3 separate regions of the Homo sapiens genome follow, and all the other regions are linked to region 3. Evidence: chromatin contacts called from ENCODE Hi-C or POLR2A ChIA-PET data. All regions are on one chromosome and are shown on one strand. The core of a region is the stretch at or near the end of the contact, and the rest is flanking DNA. Distances in the headings are between cores, read along the strand shown.

Region 1 (2,857 bases), core at 9-2,508, 190 kb before region 3:
TTCTGGTAATTTTCTACAGGAGAGCTATTCCTTTTCCAGTCTCACTCCATAAAGCCAATAGTGCTGTGTCTTACCTTCCACCATGATGGGATCAGCAATGGGAATATGAACCAAATCATTCCAGTGAGACTCAGTTGCTAGACTTTGCTCTCTTTTCGCCAAGGTTGTGAGCCAATGAGAGTGAGCCTGGAGAGCTCATGAGCGTCAGGAAAGCCTGCCTGAAAGCACAGAGGAAAAGTGAGCTGAGAAATGGAGCACTACAGGTGCCTGATCATGTAGTGTGAGCACCTGGACTCAGCCTTTCCTGAAGCTAGACTGCCCTGGACATTTCGGTGACATGAGCCAATAAATTCCGTTTTGTGCATAAGTCATTCTGTCACTTTCAGTCATGCACTCAGTAAGGTGGACTGCTGGCTCCCACTCACATAGCTTGGGTGACATCACTGTGTGGTAGAAGCAGACCTGAGTATGAATGTATGAGGAAAGGAGATGGGGAGCTGGGGGCTCACAGAGCCCGGGGGAGGTGACTGCTAGGCATCTGGGCCTCATCTCTCTGGTGTGATTCCAGCCTCACTCTGTGATAATAAAGCTCCCAAGGGGTCTTAAGTTGGTAAAACTGAGATGGTCTTGGGACCTAACTAAGGATTACTCATGGCACCTTTATCTTAAACTTTGACAGCTTAAAGAAGCAAATGTGCCTAAGTATGTGTAATATACATGAACATATATAGGCACATATGTACATATAATTACTAATAGGAAAGCAGTCTTCTTATGTATTAGTAAGAAGATTTATCCTACTGACAGGCAAAACCCACATAAGAAAATTCAGGTTTATTAATTGATAAATTAGGGAGTAGTTATTTATTTGTTAAGGATTACACAGGATGCCAATGAAAAAATTATAGGGCAGACAAGGCCCTTGCCTAAGATTAGGAGAAACAATTCTCAGAGGGAGAGGATCATGGCCTGGCAAGACACCCCAAAGGATGTTTAATACAATATGGAAAATGCAATTTAAACATGCAAATTAAAACAAAAATGTGCATCAAATCAAAACCATGAGCATTGTGGGAACATACAATGCTGGAAATAGGCGAATGAGAAAGGTTCTTATGAACGGCCCCAAGCAGGAAAGCTGACTGTGAATGACTAAACGGAACTATGAAAAGTTTGATATCCCCTGTGTCAGTGTTTAGGGAAAGTCCCCTAGGGTGGAGGCCAGGGCTTGGGAAATTCTGATGCGTGGGAAGAGCGAGCATGATGGCTCCTGTCCTTGTGGATGGTTCAGAACAGCTCCGCAGATGAGCTGTTCCCCCAGATCTGTCACAGACATTGCCCCCATTCAGGCTATCTTGGACTCCTTGCCCCACAGCCAATCCATCTAATCCTTTTAGCTTCACCTTCAAATATATATAGACTCTAACTCATTCTCATGCTTTGGTCCTGGGACGGCATCAGCCCCTGCGAGGGCTGCTGTGTCTCTTGACTGGTCTCCTTGCTTCCACCCGGGCCCTCCTACAGTCTCTTCCATCGACAAGAGAGTGAGCCTTTAAAAACACAAGTCAGACCCTGCCAGTCCTCAGCTAGAAACTTCTCCATCTTCCCCAGAAAAAACCATAGTCTTACCACAGCCCACAAGGCCCTCTGCTCTGTACTCCATGGCCCATTCCCCCATCACCTCTCCGGCCTCATCGACTCCTACTCTTCCCCTGTCGCTCTGCCAGCCTTCCAGCCCTTCCTACACCTCCTTGAACTTCTCAGGGTACTTCAAAAATGCCAGGGTGAATCACTTCAGGACCTTTCACTTGCCTTTCCCTTTCTTAGAACATTCTTCCCCTGGATACCTGCAGGCTACATCCCTCATCTCCTGTGGGGCTTTGATCAGAAGCCTGCCATCAGCGAAGCCTTCTCTGACCACAGTATTTACAATTACAAACTCCCCGCAAGTACACCTACATTCAGAGTGTTAGGAAGGAAAAAGTAATTTGATCTTTAAAAAGAAAGGAAAAGCTGGACAACTAGGGAGGTTTAGGTGGGAAGATCACTTAAGCCCGGGAGTTTGAGTTCAACCTGGGCAACATAGCAAGACTATTTATAAAAAAAAATAAAATAAAAATTTTAATTCAAATACTCAGCATTCCTGTTTCCATTCCCAGCTTCATTTCTCTTTATAGCTTTATCACCATCAAACATATGCAAAAGCAAAGTTCTTAAAGTTTATTCTGAGCACATACCAATGTTCAACGTTTTAGTCAACTTATTAATAAGGAAACCAGAAGAAAGACAAGAGCTGATTCAAAGAGCATCCAAATAAACGACTTATGTAGTCAATCTGGGTAAAGGATATTGACATAAGATTGCTAAATTAGATACAAGAGTAATTAATGTTCTACAGGACAATACAACTGTAACTTCAAATTATCTTATTTACCAGGACCACCCCCAACCCCCATGCACACACAACAAAAGCAAGACATTATTACCTCATATCAGTTTTTTGCAGTTTAACCTCCAAATTTATAGGTGGTTAAACATCTGGTCCCTTGTTAGTTAAACAAAGTTATATCCCCTTGAGAATCAGAGGATAGTCAGGAGCTGTTTATAAAATGTTCTATCATCAGATTAAAGAAAGCAGTCATCACTTAGGTTTATTTCCAAGTAAGGGATAAATTATTAGTTTATACCTATCATATGTTTTGCTTGTTTATTTCTTTTTAGTTGTCCGTCTTACTCTACTAGAATGCAAGCTCCATGAAGCAGGATTTTTGTCTATTTTTCACTGTTGTGCCCAGCACCCAGAATGGTGCCTAAGCCACAGAAAGTACTAAAAGAAAAGCCTAATTGAAAGAATGAG
Region 2 (3,209 bases), core at 285-2,784, 210 kb before region 3:
TGTTACAAACTGAATTCTCCAGAAACAGATGCTGAGATGGAGTTTGGAATGTGAAATACTTTTTAGAGATCAATACCTGTCAAAGAAAGAGAAAAGAAGCAGGATTTAGCAGAGGAAGATATTAAACTGTGAAACAAGCCTGACAAAGACGCCACTAACCCTGCAAAGAGCTCTGGAGCAAATGTTGCCTACCAGAGTTACCCTCAGTGAAGCCAAAGTGGCCAGGGCCTTATGTCTTTACCTTGCTTGGTCACCTGATGTGGACTGGCCCAATAGTGAGACCTCGGCCTAGGGAGGCCTAGTAGCTAACCCTGCTGAGGAAGGCCCTGATGGTGTCAATGTGTGGGCAGCAAGGCTTTCCTTGAATGCACATGCTTGTTTACAGTCATATCTTATACAACATACAAACAATACTTTTCTCCATCACATTTTATACATCAGTTTTTGAAACTCTTCTCGTGAATCACCATGATCCCTTAAGGCCATATTTTGAGTCATCTATCACAATTTTACAGAGTACCTCATCTCTACAGTCATCTAAGATATTGGATATATGGCATTACTTCAATCCATGGATGAAGCTGTTATTAAATATTTTATCCAAGCCACGATTTACCAGTTCCACCCCATTAGATTAGCTTTTATAACCTTTTTCCTGTAGTTGCATACTCATGATCTCCACAAAGTACCTTCTTACTGTATTTTTTAAGTAATCTTTCAAAAATAATCACTTTTAAAATCTTAGAAGTAAGATCACACTCCCAGAAGTAATTACTAGTATTTGATGTCTTTTCCTACATTTTTTTTGTTCGAACAGGTAACCTCAATAAGCATCCCAAGCTAGCACTGATTTCAGTCTAAAATGTGATCCCCAAGCAGTGAACTTTTTTTCCAAATAAAGTAGTAGAGAAAATACACACATTACCAGTGCTTTTCAAAAGGCACCCAGCTTTGTAAAGACATATCTAAAGTGACTTTCTATTTGCCAAGAGATGATATTAGGAAAGAAATCTTGATTAATATTTTGGATGTACATGCCAAGTTTGTCCGGGTGACATGAGGCCAGGTCACCGAAGCACTGAAGATAAAGGAGAGTCATTTAGATGGAACATCACTGTGGTTATGAAACAGGAAAGTAGCCTGATAAACATCATCTTAGGAAACTCTGTGCAGCTAAAGACAGTCTTAAGATGTGTTTGGGGAAATACTGTGGAAACAAGTAGTCATCTCATAACTGATATAATTAGAAGTTATAATAGCTTGGACTTTAGGGATGGCACAGGAAAGGAAATGAAAGAAGTTAATGGAAACACATTTCTAAAGAATTAATAACCTTGAAAGCATGTTGGATGATAGAAGCATAGGAAAGTGAAGCGCCAAACAGGACTTTAAGAACCTAAAAGGAATACTTTATTTTTCAATTTGTTTTTATTATTATTATTTTATTTTTATTTTTGAGGCAGAGTCATGCTCTGTCATCCAGACTGGAGTGCAGCTGTGCGATCTTGGCTCACTGCAACCTCCGCCCCCTGGACTCAAACGATTCTCATGCCTCAGCCTCCAGAGTAGCTGGGACTACAGGCACCTGCCACCACACCTGGCTAATTTTTGTATTTTTAGTAGAGTCAGGGTTTCACCAAGTTGGCCAGGCTGATCTCGAACTCCTGGCCTCAGGTGATCTACTCACCTCGGCCTCCCAAAGTGCTGGGATTACAGACATGAGCCACTGCACCCAGCCTAAAAGAAACACTTTAAATATGTGGTCAGTATATCCTTGAGGAATGATTTCTTCATAATTTTATAGTTAGAAATTTCTAGTTGATGAATTTCTTGAAGAGATTTTAAATTACCCATGCGAAGGCCACAACAGGACACAGGGCCTGCCTGCACACCCACCTGCCCCAGCCATGGCTTTTTATCAAAAACCAAAATCAGATGTCTTTTTCTCTGCTGTCAGCACTGACCACAGTAAGTGCTTGTAAGACAAGCCCGATAGGTCACTGCAGGAGCCTAAACTGCATTACAGCCTCTGCATTCGCAGGGGCCACAGAATTATCAGATGTCTCCCATGTTCCTACTTTCCTGGGCCATGTTACTGTCCTTAATCTTGCAATCGCCATGAGAAAAGTTTTTACTTGGGAGCCCCCAGGGCTGGTACCTTTTTATTACTCTGATTTCCACAGTTAGCATACCAAAGATGATCCTTATAGGAAGGTAGTCCTTAATTAGATGATTAGTTGATTGGTTGACCAAGACTGAAGATAGAAACCTAGGCTGCCTTCTGATCTGCTCCCAAGTATACACCCAGCACGCCTCAGACTGCAGTGTGCACACAAATCATCTGGGGGAGCTCGTTAGACTGCAGGTTCTGATCAAGTAGGGCTGGGGTGGCCCTTGGAATCTGCATTTCTAATATGCTCCCATGATGCCACTTCTGCTGGTTGAAGGACCACATTTGTGTAGAAAGGTCTTCTCTATAAAGGGTAGCAGAAAGCCACTGGGAACTGAACTTGCCAAGGAGTGTATGTGCACAGAATGTAGATCAGGGAGGTATTCATGGTGAATTCAGAAAAGCCAGGAAACTAAAGGGGACAGGGACTTCAGAGCAGGCAGACTCAATCAGTAAGCCTCACCTGAGAAACCCTATAGCCAGGATGTGGAGGCTACATTGACAGTGAAATTACAGGAGCTGGGGAAGCCTGCAGAGCAGCTGTCAGTCTCCTGCCTCTCAGAGGAGGGTGTGGAGGAGGGGCACCAATTTTGGCAAGAATGAGGACTACTTTATTATGGAGAACTCCCTAATTATGCAGTTAGAGAACAGTGTGTGGCACATTCCGGAGCCTACACGGCTCACATAAGGATTCCACTGTTAATTTTGAAAAGAGAAATAGCAATGCAACTTTCTTAACTCCCACACCATTCACACATTGAATTTGTGTGCCAACTCGAAGCGTACCCACTGGAAATGAAAACAGACTTAAAGCCAGCCCTCAAACTGAAGCTTGTCAAGCTGCAGATATACAGGGGAAGGGATATACAATGGAAGAGATATACAGAGGAAGCGATAGATATACAGGGGAAGAGATATACAGGGGAAGGGATATATAGGGAAAGGATACACAAGGGAAGGGATAGACAGAGGAAGGGATAGACGGGGAAGGGATAGACAAGGGAAGGGATAGACAGGGGAAGAGATATACAGGGGAAAG
Region 3 (3,222 bases), core at 698-3,197:
ATTCCTTTTTCAATGAGATTGGCAGCTCAGTTGTTTTCCCTTCGCCTTTTCTCTTGCTTGTCTACTGCTTCTACTCCCATGGTTGTATACTTAAATAGTAATGAAATTATAGAATACTCGCCCTAACTCTTAATGTATCCAGACCCACCCAATCCAGTGTCAGAATGATATGAGTCAAAGAAATACAATCTAGTGACAGTAATTTCAGAATAGCACATCTTGACTTGTCTTTCTCAATACCATAGAGGGATATAGAATTACAGCAATATTTCTTTAAGTCCCTCTTTTTCCCTCCAGCTTTCCTCACACGTTACAGCCCTTACAAATGAGCCCCCAAGCCTTTCCTAACTGTGGCCCACCTGCTCTCCCACCTTTCCTCCTGATTCTGCATCACAGAACTCCCCCAAACAGGTCAGGGCAAAGGGAAGAACCAGGAAGGCAAAGCCAGAGTGCACATGAGCAGCTGGGAAGAGTAAGCCTGGGAATATGTGTTACTAACTTCCATTCCCTCACACGACCATGTGTGTCTGCACTGCACTAGGCATTCTTCTATCTTACCTTATATAATTTAATGCTCACAGAAATCCTGTGTGGTAGGTATTGAGATCTTCATTTTACTGATGAGAAAACCACAGTCAGAGAAGCTTAGTAACTTGCCTGGTATCCTGTGATAGAGAAAATGCTAGGATTTGAGCCCAGGTCTGTATAGTTATCAAAACTGTGCTCTGTCTCCTATGTTGCTACCCTCTATAGAGTATAAATCCCAGAAGCTCTATGTTATTTCAGTTGCCAAATTAATAAAACTCGCTGTCTGGTGTTTATATTAAGGCAATTAAATTGGTTTTCAGCTAAGATCTTGAAAGTACAGTAGCTACATGGAAAAGAGGGTGCCTCCCACAAAGGGCTTGTGCACTGGAATGTTTGTCTTGTTCGGGACCATGGAGAGCTGTCCAGGCCTCCCTGCCCGCAGTCCAAAAAGATCCCAGCAAGGCCTGTGGACCACCATTCCTACGCATCAGAGGCAATGGCTTTCTGACTCTGTCAGTCTTCTAGCAGGTTTTACAACCAGTGGAGTGCTCATGTTAGGCCTGACCATCTGAGGCAATGCCTGCAATGCTCAGAGATGGGAGCTCAGAGGAGTTTTCAGAAGTAATGAAAACTTTAAACAATTCCTTAATCACCAGAATAAAATAAAGATTCTTTTTGACAAATGCATTGGTTCAGTTTATGAATTTGTGAACTTGATTCAGATAACCTTAGGAGTAAAAGTGTGCAAGACCTCATTTTGTGGCTACCTGGTAACACTTTGGCTGAAAGCTAGTGTTCATTTGAATAGTGAGTAGTGGAGGGGACAGGGTCTGAAAATGAAAGAAGGCATAAGAGACCTGAGAAGAAAAATAGCTAAACCCAAACCTAAGCAAATAAAAAGTGAAATTCAGAGTAATGACTGGGGGAGAGTAAAGCAAAATAGATGAGACAGAGTGAGCACAGAAAGATAAGTTAGAGGAGAACTATATGTGACCTGAAAACGAAGAATGCAAGAGAGAAAAATGTACTATAGATAGACAAAGGTACAGAGTCATGGGCAACAACATCATCTGATGTTAACAAGATGCAGTGTAGATTTCTCTCATCCATGATGGTGTCAAGGCTTTCTCCTAAATTTCAGGAGAAAGTTAAGTCTAGTATACAGGGAGCTTTTGCATGAGTTCTTTTTCCACATGCCTGAGAATGTATTAGTTACCTTGGGAGGAAAATCATTTCAAAGTAGAGGCACTAATATTTACCATCATCCACGTTGCCCCTTAATAGACTATGAAGAGACCAGAGCAGAGTGAAATGAGCTTAGGATAGATTCTGTGGCAGTGGCCCACCCAGTGATGTTATCACAAGTGAGTCATTACCAAATGCATTCTTCACATCTTGCAAAAGATGTTTTTCAACTTTCCAAAGTTTGCAGTGGGGATTTTTTAAAGACCATGTGCTCACAGAAGAGCAGTTGAAACTTTTCCTTTGTAGAGTTGCTATGCTTTTTAAGCTATTTGCCCAGTTTGAAATGTTATTTGACTTCTGAGTATTCTATATCCACAGCTGATGACTTTATGTACTCCTTGCTTTCAGTTCCTGAGGCATAATGTATGCCGAACTGATTAAAAATAGCATTCTAATGAAATGGTTGGGTGTGTTGTTACAATATACGTCAGCTACAAATGGGAACTTCTTTCCTCAGGAAATTTGATAAACTGAAAGTCAATGTGAGTGTTTATATATATTCTGTGAGAATGTTTTGTCCTTCCTCATGGCTTCCTTTTCAAAATGACCAGTTAATTTGGGCTTCCCACCCAGACACATATTTTAACACTTGTAATAGTTAGCTGAGATCTGTTATGTTAGCATGATACAAGAGCTTGGATTAAATGTTTATTAGCAGAGCCTGCGAGTGTGTAGAATCTTAAAGGAAAGCAGAGAGAGTCCTTTTTAGTTCAAATATTGGATATTTTAAAAGTAAGAGGGGATGATTTTTATCCCTTAGATCTTGGCCCTCAGCAACATGTGAAAAGCTTCCATTCTTTATAAAAGGGGGAAAAAAGTATAAAATTTTTTGCCTGACATTTTCTCCTCAATGCCAAGCTTACAGAAAGCCGTAACGCTTGAGGTGGCCCCCATATTTTGTCTAGTCCAGTGTTTTCTAAAAATTTGAGCCGGTGTTTAGAAGTCAGGATATTTCACATTTTTTTAAATGCAGATTTATGGCTTTTCTTTAAAAATAGGATGATCTAGCAGCACAAGGCCAACATGGCCTCTCAGCAGCCACGGCTGGGGCTGGAGCTGTGTAGTGACCACCTCTGTAGGTGGTTTCTGGGTCCTCCGTTCGGTTCCCTGTGGGTCCCCACACCTGTAGCCTATGGCCACAAGTGTTGGTTGCCATTCATAATCACTGTTAGTCACTGCAAATGCACTGTAGATTTTTGTAAAATTGACAAGAATTTTTCTGTACCCATCTGGTAACGTGAAAGACACAGAGGGACATAATCTCACTTGCTCCCAGCTCACCTCACTTGTGTGTTAGCCGCCCTGTGGCATGTGATGTGCACCTACTGCTCATCCCCTTACACCCCGTTTTTACCCTGCTGCAGTTGTATTTCCACTGCTGCTGTTCCACTGTAGCAGCCATGTGGAAATTAGAGCTTTCTCTTGTGTGACAAGCCCTTTCTTGGGTCC

Evidence for each region. Hi-C counts contacts between places; a loop is a spot of excess contacts on that map. ChIA-PET counts read pairs that join two places held with the same protein, here RNA polymerase II (POLR2A). Pooled maps may share reads with other maps.
Region 1: a pooled map shows a loop between it and region 3 (3-fold over the local background). The contact joins two enhancer-like sites. A Hi-C loop is called at or near these places in 7 of 50 pooled maps. POLR2A ChIA-PET finds 5 or more read pairs at or near these places in 4 of 52 experiments (GM12878, activated CD4-positive, alpha-beta T cell, activated CD4-positive, alpha-beta memory T cell and 1 more).
Region 2: a loop to region 3 is called in a pooled map, with 2.5 times the contacts of the local background. The contact joins two enhancer-like sites. A Hi-C loop is called at or near these places in 1 of 168 maps with a recorded cell type or tissue (naive thymus-derived CD4-positive, alpha-beta T cell) and 14 of 50 pooled maps. POLR2A ChIA-PET finds 5 or more read pairs at or near these places in 4 of 52 experiments (HEK293, activated CD4-positive, alpha-beta T cell, activated T-cell and 1 more).

What each region holds. Positions count from the first base shown.
Region 1 is chr6:112,014,897-112,017,753 of GRCh38, reverse strand. No RefSeq gene overlaps it. Among named protein-coding and RNA genes, the nearest start is that of CCN6, 38 kb to the left of the region's middle. Within about 2 kb of position 1,258, at least 5 of the 41 ENCODE cell types and tissues checked have a DNase peak (open chromatin) inside an H3K27ac peak, as active enhancers do.
Region 2 is chr6:112,033,561-112,036,769 of GRCh38, reverse strand. No RefSeq gene overlaps it. Among named protein-coding and RNA genes, the nearest start is that of CCN6, 19 kb to the left of the region's middle. Within about 2 kb of position 1,534, at least 3 of the 41 ENCODE cell types and tissues checked have a DNase peak (open chromatin) inside an H3K27ac peak, as active enhancers do.
Region 3 is chr6:111,822,881-111,826,102 of GRCh38, reverse strand. All of the region lies in intron 2 of FYN (FYN proto-oncogene, Src family tyrosine kinase), which reads left to right. Among named protein-coding and RNA genes, the nearest start is that of FYN, 49 kb to the left of the region's middle. Within about 2 kb of position 1,947, at least 6 of the 41 ENCODE cell types and tissues checked have a DNase peak (open chromatin) inside an H3K27ac peak, as active enhancers do.